Regions from separate parts of the Homo sapiens genome. Here region 2 is linked to region 1. Evidence: chromatin loops called from intact Hi-C (ENCODE). Cell type or tissue: prostate gland. All regions are shown on one strand. Each heading gives the region's core, and the rest is flanking DNA. Links, peaks and the distances in the headings are about the cores only. Region 1 has its middle 380 kb from the start of DELEC1. Region 2 has its middle 61 kb from the start of TEX48.

Region 1 (2,926 bases), core at 189-2,688:
CATTTTTAGCATATCAAATTTGGAATTCCACATGACCAGAGCATCGGGTTCATGAGTAGAATGAACAGAGAAGAGGCCAGCAGCCATGCTTACTGGGTTAGAGAGTCATAGGTTATCTTCCAGGCCATGGGAAACTCTGTTAGAGAAAGAATCTCTTGGCTTCTGAAGAATAAAACCTCCTAGTTTGTGGGCCATAGAGTGATATCTCTATCTCAAGCTAGAGACCTAAAAGGAGAGAGGAGATAAATAAGTACATAGTCCTTTCCCAGTCACTGTTCATTTGGTCTTTGTATTAGTCCATTCTCATGCTGCTATGAAGACATACCCAAGACTGGCTAATTTATAAAGGAAAGAGGTTTAATTGACTCACAGTTCCACATGGCTGGGGAGGCCTCAGGAAACTTACAATCATGGTGGAAGGAGAAGCAAACACGTCCTTCTTCACACAGCAGCAGGAAAGAGAAGTGCAGATGAAATGAAGGAAAGCCCCTTATAAAACCATCAGATCTCATGAGAATTCACTGAGTATCATGAGAACAGCATGGGGGGACTGCCCTGTAATCTAATCACTTGCCACGAGGCCCCCCACCATGACACGTGGGTATTATGGTAACTACAATTCAAGATGAGACTTGGGTGGGGCACAGCAAAACCGTAGCAGTCTTCATAACTACGAAGTAGGATAGGCAGGGCTGTTCTTTGATTGATGGGTGATGAGGATCAGGGCACAAGATGCCTGTTGGAGAGGTCAGAAACCTAACTTGCACCAGCACCTTCAGGTGAGAAAAGCAAATTGCACTCTTAAATGCTTTCTATCATTTCTCTTTCTTCCACCCTGTTGCTTCTTTAGCCAAATTTGGCTGCAGAATCTGGCTTCAAGTGATTCATTTCTATGATCTGATCCTTAATTTTAACAATTGTATGTGATATACAGTATAAACTTTGTCTTTCCTAAGTGTGTTGAGAAGCATAAAACCCAAACTCTTTGAGAGGCTTAGACTGCCATTCACAATCTGGCCCTGCACCTCCTGCCAGCTTCGTCTCCTAATACTCAGCCGTGTATCTCTCCACCTGTGATATCTTATCCAAGTCACACTGAATGACTGAATTCTGTGAAATCATCCTATGCACTCTCAAATCCAACCCTCCTGCCTCACCACATTTCCTATTCATACAGAAAACAGTTCTTTCCATCCTCATCCCAATTACTGGAGAATTCCCACTCTTCCTTCAAGTCTAGGCTTAGACACCTGACTTTCCCACCAGATAAATAGACTCTAGCAGGTAGTAAGCAGGGTTGCCTTATCCTTTTATCATCTCTCCAACACCAAACATAGCATTTGACAAATGATGCATGCTGAAACAATGATTGGGTTAAAAAATAAATGACTAAATATACTAGTGCAGATAATATGAGAATTTAAAGGGAGAGGTTAGGAAAGATGAAATAATGCTGTGGTACAACCTGTGGTCATTTGTTTCCATGGCAGCTTGGGACTCCTCATATTCCCACATTCTGCCCTTGCTTGAGAGGTGAAACAAGGTCTGCTCGAACAGGAGCCCATTTTCCTCTGGACAGTATCCATTGCTCCTATTCTGCATTCTTTTGCCTCTGATGTTTTCAGTGAAGCCAGGAGCTTCTTGGATCTTTATTAGCTCAGGCTGTGTGAACAGACTCCAGGCCAGAGTTTCAGCTGGGAAGAATGCCCCTGGTGTGAACAGAGCTGTTCTGAATGCATGTGGAGAAAGCAGGTGGCATTTGCTCTTGCTGTGAGCAGACGTGGTGGTCAAGCGTGAAGGAAAGGGAATGAGAGTCAATTATGTGTTGAGTCCCTCAAAAGCAGTGGGACACTGTAGAAACTTAGCTTAAAATTTGGAAGCACACATCCCGTATTTAGAGTGCAGGTCTTTCACTAACTATCTGTATGACTTTGGGCAAGGAAGTTATCATCTTTTCTAAATCCAGGTTCTTGAGAATAATATCAGTACCTAACTCTTAGACCTGTGCTAAGGATTAAATGAAGAGCATCTCATGCACTGCTTAAATGAATTCTTAGCATTTAGAAGTCTTTTTTTTTTAATCTATCTACCCACCATCTATCTAATTAAATGTATGAATAGGAAATATCCCTTCCTTTACACATAACATAATTTTAACAACTCTGAAAATTAACACAGCATCAGATAATTTTATTCTATTTTAATCTTTCACTATGTATTCCCAATAAACAGTAGCTAAATGCTCTAAGCCAGTACCAAGAACCCACAGTATAAGAGGGTCTACATATTACCAGTTCTCTAAATCCATAAGATGTGTAACAATATTCTGTAAGAGAATATCCTAACCCCGTTATCTGAAAATACACACAACTAGCAGCCTGTGCAACAACTATACCGATTAGTACTTATCTTCTGCCATGAATGTTGATTCCAGAGAAACTCTGGTTATTAATCATTCTCACCCCACCTTCATCCATCCAACCAAAGCTGTCATCTCCCAGGGTCAGCAGGCTCTAATAAGTCAGGGAAGTCAGATATATGTAAAGTTAGTTCTGCAGCCAGTTTGAAAGCCTGAGATCCATTCCTCCAGTAGACGGGCCCAGGCCTCCCAATCTCATTGGAAACATTAGCACCCAGAGGTAGACTAGGGAGGATATTCATGCATTGGTCCTGCTCCAGGGCCAGTGTGGTGGGTACTGCTCTGGCTTGGCTAGCCCGCTTGGGCTTTAGTCCAGCAGCACACAGCTCATCACTCCTCTCTGTAGATATAATGGGGCCATGCTTGACTTCTGAGCCAATCAAAGTAGGAGCCATGCCAAGCTTTCCATAAATTCTGCTAAAAACATATTTACATCAAACAAATAAGTCCTTCACATCTAGACTTCAGGTGTGAAACTGACTAAAAGTCTCTGTTCCTAGCTCATTG
Region 2 (2,926 bases), core at 150-2,649, 780 kb after region 1:
GGTGAGACCCTATCTCTACCAAAAATACAAAAAAAAAAAAATTAGCCTGGCGTGGTGGTGCTCACCCGTAATCCCAGCTACTCTGGAGGCTGAGGCACAAGAATTGCTTGAACCTAGGAGACGTAAGTTGCAGTGAGCCAAGATTGCACCACTACACCCCAGCCTGGGCGATAGAGTGAGACTGTCTCAAAAATAAAATAAAATAATAATAATAATAAATAAAATAAAGGTTGAAGAAAAAAGAAAAAAAAAGAAATGGCCTCTCATGCTAAAAAGTAAGAAAATGCTCAAAAGACAAAATGATGGGATTATTTCCAAGGGACCCAGTAGCCAATTAAAAGATCATCCAATGGCCAAAGCTGGAACCATTTGAGCAACCAAATCAATAAGATAGTATTGGATTATGGCCCAAAGTATAAAATAAATATCCATGAGTCTGTGTTGATATAAACAAAAAAGAGTGACTAAGTTAACAAAAGGAGAAGAGACAAATCTGCTATACCAAAAAAAATACCAAATAGTTTATGCAGATACCATACCCTCCAGGAGCTGGAGTGCAGTGGCACAATCATAGCTCACCACAGCCTTGACTTGCCAGGCTCAAGCAATTCTACCTCAGCCCCACAAGCAGCTGGGACCACAGGCATGCACTGCCATGCCTGGCTAATTTTTTCAAAAATTTCTTGTAGAGACAGTGTCTCACTATGTTGCCCAGGCTGGTCTTGAACTTCTGAGCTCAAGCGATCCTCCCGCCTCAGCCTCCCAAAACGCTGGGATTTACAGGCATAAGCCACTGCTCCCCACCTAGTATTAATAATTGTAATGATAATCCAAAGAAATATTTTAATACTTTTAAAATCTTAAAGCCACATGAAGTTAAAATTTATATTTCTATATATATTGTTGTGGCGGAAAGGTATAAGGTGGTCAATTCAAAAAACTTTCAAACAGAAAAATATATACTATATTAGGAAAAAGTCTGTAGAAGAAGTAGAATGAGAAAAAAGAAAAATAGAGATTTGCCAACAGTTTGAGTTATGTTTTAGGTGGAGGATGGTGGCTATTACATCACAATGGTATTTACATTCCATTGGGTGTATTTTAAGAGATGATGCAACAGCTTTATTTTTTATGTCAATATTTACAATGGGCCAGAAGTTGTATTCTTCATATTCATGTACACCTGTGATTTTAAAAAAAAATCAGGAACAATTTAAAGAAGTACAAAATGGTAGATAATTTTTCAAAATTTTTTTTTTTTTTTTTTTTTTTTGAGACAGTCTTGCTCTGTCGCCCAGGCTGGAGTGCAGTGACCTGATATGGGCTCACTGCAACCTCTGCCTCCTGGGTTCAAGCAACTATCATGCCTCAGCCTCCATAGTAGCTGGGACTACAGGTGCATGCCACCATGCCTGGCTAATTTTTGTATCTTAAGTAGAGACAGGGTTTCACCATGTTGGCCAGGCTGGTCTCAAAGTCCTGACCCCGGCCCCCCAAAGTTCTGGGATTACAGTCATGAGCCACCATGACCAGACTCAAAATCCTTTTCAGGAACATGTGAGCAAGGTTTTTTGAAGACCATAGGCCTATCCAATGCCCATTCTCTCTCATTTCTTTCTGTTCCTTATGCCAAAGCTGTAGGCAATGTGTCCAGCTAAAGATCTACCTTTCCAAGTCTCTTTGCAGATACATATTATCAAGGTCTGGCCAATAAGCTGTGCACGTTGCCATTCCTCTCTTCCATATTGAATGTGAACACAATAGCTGTAGCTCTAGCAGACAGCTTGAACTTGCACGAAGAATAGCAATAGTGAAAACACAGAAGGAACCTGAGTTCTAAATAACTTTGTGACCCAAACTACCTACCTCCAGATTTTGTTTAGGTAGAAAAGGGCAAATCCATTTATGTTTAAGTTACTGTTATTTAGGATTTTCTGTTACACATGGCCAAATCTAATCCTGACCAATAGAGTGGCTGTAGCATACATTATATAATCAATCAGATGTTGAACATTTAGATTATTGCCAGATTTTGCTGTTTATTATACATCACACTGTGATCCTTATTTGATGTATCTTCATACACATTCAGAGTTATTTTTCCAGGAGATAATCTAAGAAGTAAATTCTGGGTCAAGAATGTTTTGATACATATTGCAAATTTTTTCCTTCACAAAAGCTAATTTATATTTATGTCAATAGTGTATGAGACGGTGGAATTCCACATTCTTTCATCGTCATTGGGCAGTCTTTTTTTTCTAAATATTTGCAAATCGATAAGGAAAAAAGGTTTGTTTGTATTTTTTGATAACTAATATAGTTAAACTTTTTTCTATTTATCTGCCATTGGATAAAATTGTCATTTTATCTTTATTGTTTAAAAAAAATTAAGAAAAAGAGCCAAAAGTGTTTTTTACTTTAAATTTTATTTTTTTATTTCATTTTTCCATAAGTTATTGGAGTACAGGTGGTATTTGGTTACAAGAGTAAGTTCTTTCATGGTGATTTGTGAGATTTTGGTGCACCCATCAGCCAGGCAGTACACACTGCACCCTATTTGTAGTCTTTTATCCCTCACCCCCTTCCCACTCTTCCCCCTAAGTCCTCAGAGTCCATTGTATCATTCTTATGCCTTTGTGTCCTCATAGCTTAGCTCCCACATATCAGTAAGAACATACGATGTTTGGTTTTCCATTCCTGAGTTACTTCACTTGGAATAATAGTCTCCAGTCTCATCCAGGTCACTGCAAATGCAGTGGCCTTTTTTCATTTCTTTTTATGACTGAGTAGTATTCCATCATCTATATATACCACAGTTTCTTTATCAACTTGTTGATTGATGGGCATTTGAGTTGGTTCCACGATTTTGCAATCATGAATTGTGCTGCTATAAACATGCATGTGCAAGTATCTTTTCCAAATAATG

The links. A loop is a pair of places that touch in the nucleus more often than their neighbours do. Peaks named below come from ENCODE experiments on the same cell type or tissue, not always from the same donor. Only the 100,000 strongest peaks of a DNase experiment are listed, where the experiment ranks them.
Region 2: it touches region 1 in a loop (10-fold over the local background); 27 of 110 quality-filtered maps call a loop at or near these places.

What each region holds. Positions count from the first base shown.
Region 1 is chr9:115,519,536-115,522,461 of GRCh38, reverse strand. No RefSeq gene overlaps it. Among named protein-coding and RNA genes, the nearest start is that of DELEC1, 380 kb to the right of the region's middle. In prostate gland, for the core only: no CTCF peak of the experiment used is centred there; no DNase peak of the experiment used is centred there.
Region 2 is chr9:114,741,317-114,744,242 of GRCh38, reverse strand. No RefSeq gene overlaps it. Among named protein-coding and RNA genes, the nearest start is that of TEX48, 61 kb to the right of the region's middle. In prostate gland, for the core only: no CTCF peak of the experiment used is centred there; no DNase peak of the experiment used is centred there.